Linked DNA regions of Homo sapiens: region 1 is linked to region 2. A link is a contact called in ENCODE Hi-C or POLR2A ChIA-PET data. All regions are on one chromosome and are shown on one strand. Each heading gives the region's core, a stretch centred on a gene start or an enhancer-like site at or near the end of the contact. The rest is flanking DNA. Distances are from core to core; before and after follow the strand shown. Region 1 overlaps MYT1 (myelin transcription factor 1). Region 2 overlaps MYT1 (myelin transcription factor 1).

Region 1 (6,633 bases), core at 2,194-4,693, 34 kb after region 2:
CATCCCTTTTCGTGAAGGGTCCTTCATCTTCTGAGCAGCTGGGACTCAGGGGCTCACCCTCTGGGTGGGATTTTCAGCAGCAGGGTCATGCTGTGCCCTTGTCTGTCAAGAAGGAGGTGGTCTTCTCACCCCTGTGGAGCATGGTGGCCAGCACCAACGTGGGCACTGTGGAGGCATGGGGAGGAGAAAGGCATCGTTCAGATCCCAGGAGTTGATTGGGGAAAAGCTCAGGTTTCTTGGGTTTTGAGCCTCCCACCACCCTGCAGAGCTAACCTGCTGTCCGGGTAGGGGCAGAGCCAGTGAGAGAGCTTAGGACCTGGGCTTAGGATCGCCCATGGTGGGCAGTTCTACGTCCCCGAGACCAGGACCAACCTGGCATGGGTGCTGGAACTGTGGTCTGGGAAGCAGGGGATCCTTCCCTTTTTAGTTCCTTAAAACATGTGAAAGAAGAATCCTCCGAGGCCACAGCCGGTTCTGGGCTTTTTCCCAAGGAGGTGTGTGTCCTGAAGAGCAAAGTCCAGCTGTGAGGGCAGCCCAGGGTCCAGGCGGCAGCAGCCGCGTGTGTGAGACTAGCAGGCCCCTCTCCCTCTCCTTCCCCTCCCCCAAAGCCCCTCAGGAGGTGGAAGGGGTCCCTGTGGAAGGAGCAGGGCCAGACCCTCAAGGAGGAATGAGGGGGGTGGGGCTAGGCCCCTATGAAGGGTGGGGGCTGGATCAGGCCCCTATGAAGGGTAGGGGCTGGATCAGGCCCCTATGAAGGGTGGGGGCTGGATCAGGCCCCTATGAAGGGTGGGGGCTGGATCAGGCCCCTATGAAGGGTGGGGGCTGGATCAGGCCCCCTCCACAATCCGGCCTCAGTGGGAGGCAGACTTCCTTACCGGCCCTCACACCACCCTCAGGTCACCCCATTTCATAGACGAGCAGCCTGGGAACCCACAACGAGGTCCAATTATCCGAAGACTGTTATTATGCTGGGCTGTGGGCTTCACGGGCATTTCCTCATTTGACCCCCAAAAACCTTTGAGGGGCTGCTGTTATCTCAAGTTGGACAGAGTGGCACCTGGGCCCCAAGAGCCTGAGCCACTTGCCTGGGACACATGCGAGTGCCTGTCAGGACAGGATTTTGAGCTCTGGTTACAGCATCCTGCAGAATGTTGGCCTTCTGACCCTTCCTGGACCCCTGGCCCCTCCGTGGGAGGGACTACGCCCTGCTTATCTGTGTCCACAGCTCTGAGCCTCCATACCCAGCATTCAGTTCGAAGCCTTTATCAAGCACCTGCTGTGGTCAAGGCATCGCACTGGTGGGCGTGTCGGGCCAGGTGGTTTCGAGGTTACTGCGATTGTTGTAATTTGTATGTTATTACCCTCGTTGTGCCATCTCATCTTCATGGCATTTCGGTAACACTTATTTAGTGCCTACTGTCTATTGAGTGCCATCCCTGGCTCTGAAGGGAACTGTATCCTGATGTTTACGCTGCGGAGTGATGTGGCGGAGGGAGGCCAGGGAGGGTGTCAGGAGCCTGCCACACTGGGCAGCACCAGGCCTCATTTCTAGGGCAACGCAGGACCTCTGGCTGAAGCAGGGGAGGGATCCAGCCCCTCAGGGGTGTTGTCTTCTGTGTTTTGCTGGGGGGAGTTAAGTCTTCCTCCCTTATCCAGAAGATAGGAGACTCCGGGAGATGCTTCTGTGGACACTGTCCTGAAGGGTCCCTCTCCCTCGCCCACTGGGTTGGGCGCCCAGGCCTCCCCGCCAGCCGGTTAAAACATCTTCCTGCTGGTTTTTTGCAGTCAGAGCCAGCAGCCCATTCTTTTGCTTCTTCTGAAGCAGATGACCAGGAAGTGTCGGAAGAGAATTTTGAGGAGCGGAAGTATCCGGGGGAAGTCACCCTGACCAACTTTAAGCTGAAGTTTCTCTCCAAGGACATAAAGAAGGAGCTGCTCACGTAAGTCCCTGTTTGGCTGGCACAGCTCCTAGGGGACCCTCTGTGGCCTGGGGAGGAACAGGCCCTGGTCCCAACCCATGACGACCGGGTCTGCTCAGGCTTTCCCCGACCTGTCCTGACCACCTCGAGCCAGGCAGCCTGTGACAGGAGCCAGGGTATTCAGAGGTTTCCCAACACCTTTGTGTTGTGCTGGGCTTTACTGCAATCTTCTAAAAGTGATTAAGAACAAAGAAATCCCCTGGCCAAGCTCACCAAGCAGGACAGAGCAGGGCAGGGGCAGAGTGGAGGAGAGCTCCTCAGAGAGCTCTGCAGGAAGCCCTCGGGGCACCCAGAGGCCTGGCCCTCTCCCTGAGGCCGCAGCTGGGCACGTTCTGCCCTGGGCTCCATGGCCAAGGCCTGGAATGTACTGCCTTAGGGCTCACCACCCTCAACTCTGTCAGCCTGGCTGGCCCAGAGGCTGCGTGTCTGAGCTGGTCCGCATGGGGTTGGAACAGACAGAGTTGCTGATGGATATGAATCAGATGTCAATGACCTTCTGGTCAGCCTTCATTGCCAGCCACCTGTCCTAGGGGACTGTGAGAGGCTGTGCCTGGCACCTGCTCCACAGGTGATCCAGCTCTCACATGTGCTCAGAGTACATTTCTGGGGTCCCTCTTCTCCCCAACCTGAACCCCTCTTGTACCCTCACACTTGTAGCTTGCCCTCCTGGGAGTGGCTGGATCCAGGGAAGGCCTTGCTTCAGGGCCTGGAGAAGGGAAGGAGCTCCTCTGCCTAAATATTCGTGGGCACATACACGTGCACACACAGCACATGTGCGTCAGAGGCATCCTAACTTTAAGCTCAACTTTAATTTGGTTACTTTTTCTTCTTGAGTTAAGTTGTGTGGGAGAAACTTCCAGCCTGAGAGGCACCGGCTGTCCTCCAAGGACTGAGTGGAGGAGGGGCCACCGCTTGGCTCGCGGGTGAGCCAGGAGTGGGCACCAGTCTCCCTCGCAGAGCAGGCTCAGCCTGGGGGGCAGGTACACACCACTCTCCGGTCTGACACTCTTTTTCCTTTGTCCAGCTGTCCCACCCCTGGCTGTGACGGCAGCGGCCACATCACCGGGAACTACGCCTCCCACCGCAGGTTTGTCTCCTGCTCGGGTCCGTCTGGCCTGGGTGCTTCGTGGTGGGTCTTCCTCCTCTCCTCCTCCTCTGCTCTCCCTCTTTGGCTTACCCCAATATCCCATCTCTTCTCTTTCAGCCTCTCTGGTTGCCCTCTTGCTGACAAGAGCCTCAGAAACCTCATGGCTGCCCACTCTGCTGACCTCAAGTATGTTTGCGCTCCCTGACCTCCTGTCTCTTGGGCGGCACCCTCGCTTTGCTCTCCTTCCATGAGGCTCCTGCCAAAATCAGCCTTCTCCAAGGTGCCAAGCCTCAGCTGGCCCCAGCTCTCCTGAGATGGGCAGAGGGGCAGGGCCGTGGAGGGGCCGATTCTGCTTGGCTGGGGCTGCTCTGCCTGTGTGCACCTGCTCTGAGCTCTGCTGTTTGCCTCTCCGCTGGGGGCTAGGGGTCGCTGCAGGCTCCTGCGCTGCTCTTGACCCATCCCCCACCCTCCAGCCTCTCCTGAAGATCCCCGACAGGGCTGTCTGGGCCTGCTTTCTTACTGCCCTAGAGATTTGGGAAAAGCCCAGAACCGACCAGGGAACGTAAGCCCTGCCGTGGCTCGGCAGGCCACAGGCTGTGCGGCTCTTGCTAAATGAACTGAACGCTGATAATGAAGAGAAAGCTCCTTCCCCTCCCCTCTCCTGTCACGCTCCAGCTGCTTCTGCCTTGGCCCTGATGCCCTCCCCCCATGCTCATGCCTTCTCTTTGCTGGGCTCACCCGTTTCTGCTTCTGTACCTCCCTGCCCCTACCTAACACATGGGCAGGGCAGGCCCTGCAGGCACCAGCTATAGCTTGCTGGACAGTCCTGCACAACCAGGCGCAAGCACCCAGAGGTTTCCAGGGGTCAGTGTCCTCCTGGGGCTGGAGTCAGGGACTGTTACTGCCTTTGGTTTTCATGCCTCCAGTTGTGCTGTGACTCCTCAGCCTGTGTGACCCTGAGCCATGGGGAGCTCCTCCTGGGCACCGGGGCCGAGCTGAGGCCTTGGAGGAAGGGGGTCCCATTCTTGTCTCCTCAGGTCACCTCTCTCCAGGGGTGTCCCTCCCTCCCATAGGCCTCTGTGTTGGGGGCCCTGAATCCAGGTCAACACACCCTGGCTTATTCCATTCTGGGGCCAGACAGGATCCTGGGCACTGGTGCCTCTAAGATGAGGAAATGAACTTGCTGAAGGCTTCTAGGGACCTTGGCTGGCTCAGACCTGGACAGAAAGCTCTAGGTCTCCCAGAGCCCCCACCAGCAGCCTTGTCTCTGTTCCCCTCTGGAGGCTGGTCTGGCCCCAGCAGCCAGGAGGAGTGTGTCATGAGGCCCTTCAGTTCCCACAGAGTGGGGTGCAGCATCTAAGTTTCCTTCCTGGAAGTTAATAGCTTCAACATAAGCATTTTCTGAGGCTGAGATCACCACAGCAGCTGCACACATTGACTTATTCATTCATTCTGCCGCCCACTTTGTCTAGTCCTAGAAACCCAGGAAACACTCAGTCCTGCAGCTTCTGGGACTGTCCTCTCTCCCTCTTTCCTTCTTCTCTTGCCATCTTTCTTGCATTCCTTTTTCCTTTTCCAATTCTGCTTTCTTTTCCGTGATTAGTCTCCATGGTTTTTCCCATTTGGGCCTGAATAATTTAAGAGGAGAAATGTGGCTGCAGGCACTCAGTGGCCCCAAATGTCACCATGTCCTTTCTGTCCTGTGAAGTGGATGCTTGGGCGGATGAAAGGAGCTTGGCACAGTTCGGGCCTGGAGACATGGCCGTCTGGGAGAGTTAGTGCTTTTTTAAGACTAAGAGCCTGTGAAGAACCTTAACGCCAAACTTCTTTAGAAATAACGACCAAAAGCCTCCCCTGTGTGAAAGTGAACCGCTCATCAGCATCAGCAGGGTTTGGGCAGGCAGCCACGGCCTCCAGGCTCCTTCAGAAACTCCACTCTCCCCCAGGGGCCTTTCCATGGGAGGCCACTTCCTTTCCTCCCTCCGACCACTGCATGAGCTTGGGACGATGGTGGTCTCCCCCCGCCACGTGTCCTGGTGTACCAACCTCCTTGCTCTCTGCCACCTCCTGTGTGAGGCGGCATCGGGCACTGGCCCCTCCTGATCAGCCTCGTGGCAGCCATGGGTGACGGTGGCCTTGGGACAAACGAGGTTCCTTTCATGACTTCCCTGTCCGCACCTGGCTGCAGCGACAGTCAGATGATGTGTGTTCTGTGTTTTAAGTGAATCCCAAGGGCGTTCACTCTTCCCTCCCATGTGTCTGATGTGGTCAAGGGCTGTGAGGACATGGCCGCCTCGGGCCACTCAGCTCATCTTGTGTTGGGAGTTGAGCTGCAACCACACACACCTGCCAGGGCATGACAGGCTTTGTGCAGGGTGAAGAATGCCTGTCCACAGCACGGGGATGGGGCTTAGAGAGGTGAGACCTGGTGTGTATTGCCAAGGTAGAGGGTGCCCCTCAGACACGGTGTTCCCTTCTGCCCAGATGGGGCACTCAGAAGCAGGTGGTGGGAGGGGTGGATGTGGCTCCAGATTCCTGCAGCTGACCCTGGGGGTCCACAGAGCCATGAGGGGCATGCAGAGGGGACACCTGCTCCTCTGACTATGTGAGTACTTTCCTCTCTGGGACACAACTCTTGAGAAAAGCCATTGAATCGGGCCTTAGTGAGGACTGCAGGATGGCCCCCCCTGTGTGTTAGGTACTGCCGGCCCCTTGGGAGTTATACCCCCACCTGAGACTCACTCACAGATGCCATCGGGAAGTATCTCCTCTGCTGTTGATGCCACTCACAGTCCAATGCTGTGCTTATCCCCGTTGAGGCCTAGAGCTGCTGTGGGTCTGTCACTCTGGCCACCTGAGTGGCCACTTGCCCACCGCACTGAACCTGAGCTCTACCTGATGCTTTGCTGCCACTGAGACAAGGAGCTGGAGCCCCAAGTGGCCACTTGAACAGCTGCCAACCCAGGAAGGAGAGGCAGGCCATCTTCAGTTCTCTTGGCTGGCCAGCAAGGTATCCAATGTGTGGCCCACAGGGCAAGGATGAAGGAATGTGAGGCTCCCCAGGAGGGCACCCCAAAAAAACTCCTAGGGGCCGAAGAGAAGGTTGCAAGAGGTGGGGCCAGCCCTGCTGTGCCGCCACAGCCCTTTGGGTGCCAGGCTGTGCCCGGCTTCATCTTCCTCCAAGCGAGGAGATGTCCTGTCCCAGTGGCCGGATGTCACATGTGCTGGTGGAAGACTCCGGTGAGGAAGGGCCAGCAGCATGGAAAGTGAGACGTCCTCCCTGGGGTCTGAGCACCACTGCAAAGTGCCTTTGAGCAGCAGGTGATCTGGACACAAGCACTGAACTCTTGCCTGGCTCCTGCAGGGTCAGGGGTCAGGAGGGGTGAGGCACAGAGAGCAGGCCTGACGGGGGATGGATCTACCCGCAGAATCAGGTCACCTCCTCCCACTCTCTAACATCAGCAGGAACTCACATATTTTTTCCTCAGTGGACATTCGGAAGAAAATAACATCCGTGCTTGTAATATTAAAGTGGAATTTTGTACCACCTTATGTGATACATTCGTC
Region 2 (6,189 bases), core at 1,949-4,448:
AGAGCCCCATAAAAGTGAGTGTGGGGCCACCATGGGGACAGATGTGGGGGTTACCTTGAGCAGGCAGGACTCCAGGTGCAAAGATGCCGGGTCCCTAGAGAGGGGTCCCAGCCAGCGCCGCCCTCTGGGTGCCGGGAGCTGATCCCGAGAGGCTTGTTTTCCAGGAGACGTGCTCAGGATGGAGCGGTCTCTGATGTTCCGTTTCCCATTCGCATCCACGAGCAGGGATTCAGATTAACTCACTAGAAACTCAATAACCCAAGAGAACAGGCTCGTCTGGATGAAAACCTCCACTTCACTTCAGATTCCTGACAAGAAAGGCCATGGTGATGACAACAGCACTGACGTCCTCATGGGTTCACTTCCAGGCTCCGTCCACACATGTCTCTCCATCTCCAAATAATTCTTCCCCTCCCACTTTGTGGGTGAAGGACTTAAGTCTCAGAGAGGGTAGTGACCTGCTGCTCAGGTCTGAGTTGGTGGCAGTGCCCTGTGTGAGCTTTGGGGACCCTTGTTCCCACCACAGAGTGTCCATGGAGCAGCATGACTTCTGGAAGGGCGTCTTTATGGAACACCTCCACGTTTCCGTGGAGAGATTTCCTGTAGCCCGTGGCCCCGGCATCCACGTTTCCGTGGAGACTTTTCCTGTAGCCTGTGGCCCCGGCATCCACGTTTCCGTGGAGAGTTTCCTGTAGCACGTGGCTCCGGCATCCACGTTTCCGTGGAGACTTTTCCTGTAGCCCGTGGCCCCGGCATCCATGTTTCCGTGGAGAGTTTTCCTGTAGCACGTGGCTCCGGCATCCACGTTTCCGTGGAGAGTTTTCCTGTAGCCTGTGGCCCCGGCATCCACGTTTCCGTGGAGAGATTTCCTGTAGCCCGTGGCCCCGGCATCCACGTTTCCGTGGAGACTTTTCCTGTAGCCCGTGGCCCCGGCATCCATGTTTCCGTGGAGAGTTTTCCTGTGGCACGTGGCCCCGGCATCCACGTTTCCGTGGAGAGTTTTCCTGTAGCCCATGGCCCCGGCATCCACGTTTCCGTGGAGACTTTTCCTGTAGCCCGTGGCCCCGGCATCCACGTTTCCATGGAGACTTTTCCTGTAGCCTGTGGCCCCGGCATCCATGTTTCCGTGGAGAGTTTTCCTGTAGCACGTGGCTCCGGCATCCACGTTTCCGTGGAGAGTTTTCCTGTAGCCTGTGGCCCCGGCATCCACGTTTCCGTGGAGAGTTTTCCTGTGGCACGTGGCCCCGGCATCCACGTTTCTGTGGAGAGTTTTCCTGTGGCACGTGGCCCCGGCATCCACGTTTCCGTGGAGACTTTTCCTGTAGCCTGTGGCCCCGGCATCCACGTTTCCGTGGAGAGTTTTCCTGTGGCACGTGGCCCCGGCATGTTGTTTGGGTGCATGGGGACTTAATGTGCTGCTAGAGATGCTGATTGAGCAGAGCCTACAGACAGGAGAGCTTTGTCTGGGGTGGAGCCTACTGAGCCCATGGGGCAGGGTTTGGCCATACACAGGCCCCAGTAGGGGACCAAGAGGGCCACAGGAGAAGAACTGGCATACCTTACTGGGCTTCTAGTAGTGATAGCCGTTTGCTGCCAAGACATTTCCTAGGAGAGGGAGGCTATCATGTCAAGGTTGAGCCGGGTCCTCAGGCCCTTGTAAAGGAGGGTCTACGCTTGGGGGTTTGTGGTTACTTGTGTGCTCTGTACCCAGGGGTATGGTGCACAGGTTTCACCGGGTGCCATTCTGCTCTTTTGCCCAGAGAAGCTCAGCGGCTTTGCTGCCTCAGGGAGGCAGGAGTGGCTCTTTGGAGGAGCAGTTGATCCCCGGGATGCTAGTGCTCTGCCTGAGCAGATGTGGGGCCTCAGGGCCTCAGGACTTCAGAGCCCAGGGCTGACTGACCTAGGGACAGGAGTGTAAGGGATGTGGGCAACGAAGAATTCCACAGGGCTGTATTTCCAGACTCCCATGGGTGGGTGTGGGTGGAGAAGCCCCAGTGAGCTGGTTATCTCCCACCAAACAAAACTGGAGGTCCCTTTGCAGAGACTCTTGCAGTTCATGTCCACATGACTTCTCTGAGAAGCAGGAGAGACTCAGCGCAGAACTCAGGGGAGTCGCACTCGGGAGAGGCAGCGTCTCCTCTGGAGCACACAGACCTTATGTCCTTCCCTCCAGCTGTCAGCCAGACATGCCCCAGTTGTCTTGCATATATACATATGTAATGGTAACAAGGAATTCTGCTTGAGCCTTGCCAATCAGCCCAGTGAGCAGGTTTCTGCAGCATCTTGTCTCCTGGGATAGATACTCAGAAAGTGAACCCTGTGCACTTTGGGGCCTTGTCTCTCAGCTTCTGTTGACACATAAGAAAAGAGACACACAGAGGACCCCACGCCCCATCTTCAAAGTGTGAAGCACACTCCCCGGCTGATACGATTCTTGTCGATTCACTTACGGAATCTTCCAATATGCTTTTCCTCCCTATACCCCACATCCCTGTCACAGAGTTGAGAATTGGATTACCTGGTGGGCAGGTGGGCCCCAGTTAGAGGCCGCTCACACCGGCTCAGTGCAGATGACCAGTGGCAGATGGGAACCCAGGAGGCCTAGAGATCTTGGGTGATAGGGAAGCTCCCGCAGCTCCCTCCTCACTAGTCCAGGCACCGGAGCCTGCGGTGGGAGCCCTGTCATCTCAGCGACGGCCTGCGGGTGACTTACAGCTCAATGAGGGGAGGCACAGAGTAGGTGCACACAGTAGGTGCCGAATCTGAGTGGTTTTATTCGTTCCTCTGTAGACCTCGTATTAGGCTGTCTCCTTGACTACCAAATCTGCTTTCCTCTGTGTTTATGCTCTGGAAGGTAATCCGAAGCCCTTTAATGGGATGGAAGCATTTCCAGATAAGAAGAGGGTGCTGTGGCCAGAGGCACAGGGCTGCCTGGGGCCAGGAGTGGCCAGAACCCTAGAGAAGAATTGCATTTGGGGATGCACATCAAAAACACGAGGAAAAGAAAGAAAGTGGGTGGGAATAGCGTGCCTTCGGCAGAATCCAAACTCACTTCCAAGGCAAAGCCAGGGCCCAACACGAGAATATTCATTTCCTGTTTCATTGTTGGTTACTTAATGACCTTCCTTTGAAATGCTGCAGTTATGTAGAAAGCAGGTTGTCATGGAAACGGGGAGTGACGTGCAGGGAATAGGTACACAATGCGTTTCTTTGTCATGTCCAGCTGATGCGTTCAGCCTCTGCTCAGACATGGGAATTTATGTGAGGAATTAAATATTAACTGGAGGCATTGCCCTGGAGAGAGGCAGAAACACAGGGTGACAAAAGATGCTGGAAACCAGGGCAAAGAGCATGCTGGGGCCCCCGGGATCCTGCGGGAGGCAAAGCTGATTTGAGACCATGGGTGGATCTCACTTTCTTCAATCAATGGGCTCCAGAGAAGTCGTGCAAAACAATCTTCTTTTTCAAATGCATATGTACTGTGCATTCTTTTGAGGGGCAGAAGGATCTGGTTGTAATGCGAATAATTACTCATTAGTCAGCTCATTTTCAAAGTTGGAGGGGTGACATGCCAAGTTTTCTCAAGGTGGCTCTCAGCTGCCTTGTCCCAGCACTCTGCTGGCCGTGGTTGTCAGTGGGAACCAACACCTAGAGCTGGGACAACAGTGCAGGGGACTGCAGGAAGACTCCAGGGAGGCCCCAAGTCAGAGAGAAATTGTCTCTTGTTCCTGAAGCAGCCATGGAGCCATGACCTTGTCTGTTTCTCCGGTGGATTCCAGGAAATAGGCATTGAATATATGATGTTAAAAAAGTGCCTCAAGTTTCTCACTTTCTCCCCTTGAGCCAGCACGGCTGGCACCCACCAAGCTTTCCTTTTCTGACCTTGAACCTTTTTAAACCCTCAGAAAATGAGTTCCGAGGTGAGCTGTTAAATCAGAGGTGGACACACGGAGGCAAGGCCAGCAGCTGCAGGACCTCAAGACACCTGGGCAGACACTGCAAGGTGAGACGTGAGAGGGCAGCCCCTGTCGTAGGGCCCCACCCCATGGCTGCCTGCACAAAGCCTCTCTTCAGCTGCAGGCATGAAGCATGGAGGCGACTTTTGGTCTGATCCTCACCAGAGTCCGGGTTAGGTGAAGGGTAAATGGGGACTAGGATCAGCAATGATCCGGTCACTTTAAAATTAAGGGAAGAAAAATGACTCTGAGTAGATCAAAACTAAAATGTGACCCCAGGCTGGGCCCGGTGGCTCACACCTGTAATCCCAGCACTTTGGGAGGCTGAGGCAGGTGGATCACTTGAGGTCAAGAGTTCAAGACCAGCCTGGCCAACATGGTGAAACCCCGTCTTTACTAAAAACACAAAAATTAGCCGGGCATGGTGGCATGCGCCTGTAATCCCAGCTATTTGGGGGAGGATCCCAGCTAAGGTGGGAGGATCACTTGAGCCTGGGAAGTCAAGGCTGCAGTGAGCTGAGATTGTGCCACTGCACTCCAGCCTGGGTGCAGATCTTATCTCAGAAGTAAAGGGACTAGGAATGGTGGCTTTTATCTCTAATCCCAGCACTTTGGGAGGCTGAGGCAGGTGGATCACTTGAGGTCAAGAGTTCAAGACCAGCCTGGCCAACATGGTGAAACCCCGTCTTTACTAAAAACACAAAAATTAGCCGGGCATGGTGGCATGCGCCTGTAATCCCAGCTACTGGGGAGGCTGAGGCAGGAGAATCACTTGAACCTGGGAGGCAGAGGTTGCAGTGACCCAAGATTGTGCCACTGCACTCCAGCCTGGGTGACAGAGCAAGACTCCATCTCAGAAAACAAGCAAGCAAGCAAACAAAAAAAACCCACCAAAATGAAAATGTGACCCCAGAGTCTCACTTCCTTGCTTTGAGGTGTGACCACGTCTGGGCTCTGTGATAGGCCTGAGCAACTGTTCTCTATTCACCCTGCTTTTACCTGGCCAGGCTGAGAATCCCTACAGGATCTGACAGCAGAGATTGCTGGCAGGAGCTTATGAAGTCTGTTGGCCTTGTTTTATTTCGATCTTCCTAAGGGGAGGCAGATGGTGCAAGCCCTTCTTATACCTTCCCAGGGTATAAGATCTCCCTTCGGGGACACTCCCGAACTGTGACATCACATGTGCTTACAGCCACTGTTCTCCACCACCAACCCTCTAATTCTAGAACTTCCCACCAATACTCTCTGGATGAGGCCAGGTCCCCAGGGTCAGGTGACCCTCACAGCTGGAAGTAGAGGCTGACAATAGGCTTAGGCTGAAGCCCTTCCCAGAGATCCGATTCTGACCTCTCTTTTTTCTTTTTTGCATGTAGATGCTCTCCAGCAAGGATCCAGCTGTGACTCAGGGCATGGCTCAAGGACAGTGATGGCGTAGGGTGTAGGCAAGGAGGGCTATGCAGTTGTAGTGGGAACTTCATTTGGGGGTGCTTGTGTTTTACTCTCAAAACCCAACCTTTTTCTTTTGAATCTGGTGGCGAGAATGTACATTTTAATGGGTCTGTTATAGACAACTTGCTGAGCACCTCCGCTCATATTTTGGCTCCCGCAGGATTATCAGTGCTCTGCTGATCCATGTTGGAGCCTGGGGCACAAGGAAGAGTCAGTAATATGGATCCTGTCTTTATTTAAGGTTTTGGTATCTTGTTTATTAGGGGTTTTTTGCATCATGTTGATGTTTCTAAATATTGAATTAAAATATTATTTATCTTGATCATTGAGTTTTTGGCCTCATTCCCCTCACCCTACCCCAGATCCTGAGGATTCACATAGCGCTGTACTGGCATGAGATCATGTGAGCATGAACGTTACTTGACTTGAGGCCAGGGGCTCTGCATGCAGCGTTATCTACAAATGTCTGGTGCCATGTCAGGGGTGGGTCGGAAGACTTTTGTCTCCCCCTGGCCCAGACATGACAAACTCAGAGAGTTTGGGACCTACCATGACAACCCATGGCTGTTCAAAGTGCTGCTTCTGTGAACAAAGCCAGGGACCCGTGCCCAGGTTCTCGTGGCATCACCAGCTCTTTCATCACTGCTCTGTTTGAGGGTCATTTCCCTTCTTTTCTTGCAGATAGGGCCGAGTGACTGCTCTGAATAGAGAAGCTAAGATGAAAAGTGTGCCAGAGAAGGCGAGAGGATGAGAAAGGGTCGACTGCCTAGAGGACAGTGGGGCA

The links. A loop is a pair of places that touch in the nucleus more often than their neighbours do. ChIA-PET counts read pairs that join two places held with the same protein, here RNA polymerase II (POLR2A).
Region 1: a loop to region 2 is called in a map of Caco-2, with 2.2 times the contacts of the local background. The contact joins two enhancer-like sites. A Hi-C loop is called at or near these places in 1 of 168 maps with a recorded cell type or tissue (Caco-2). POLR2A ChIA-PET finds 5 or more read pairs at or near these places in 3 of 52 experiments (HepG2, MCF 10A and activated T-cell).

Annotation. Positions count from the first base shown.
Region 1 is chr20:64,220,108-64,226,740 of GRCh38, forward strand. MYT1 (myelin transcription factor 1) reads left to right here. Exons shown (of 23, transcript NM_004535.3): 14 at 1,786-1,940; 15 at 3,004-3,066; 16 at 3,184-3,252. Among named protein-coding and RNA genes, the nearest start is that of PCMTD2, 32 kb to the right of the region's middle. RefSeq lists enhancers at 3,431-4,286, 6,233-6,633. Within about 2 kb of position 3,444, at least 7 of the 41 ENCODE cell types and tissues checked have a DNase peak (open chromatin) inside an H3K27ac peak, as active enhancers do.
Region 2 is chr20:64,186,158-64,192,346 of GRCh38, forward strand. MYT1 (myelin transcription factor 1) reads left to right here. Exons shown (of 23, transcript NM_004535.3): 2 at 3,906-4,003. Among named protein-coding and RNA genes, the nearest start is that of MYT1, 25 kb to the left of the region's middle. RefSeq lists enhancers at 1,635-2,572, 2,573-3,510. Within about 2 kb of position 3,199, at least 2 of the 41 ENCODE cell types and tissues checked have a DNase peak (open chromatin) inside an H3K27ac peak, as active enhancers do.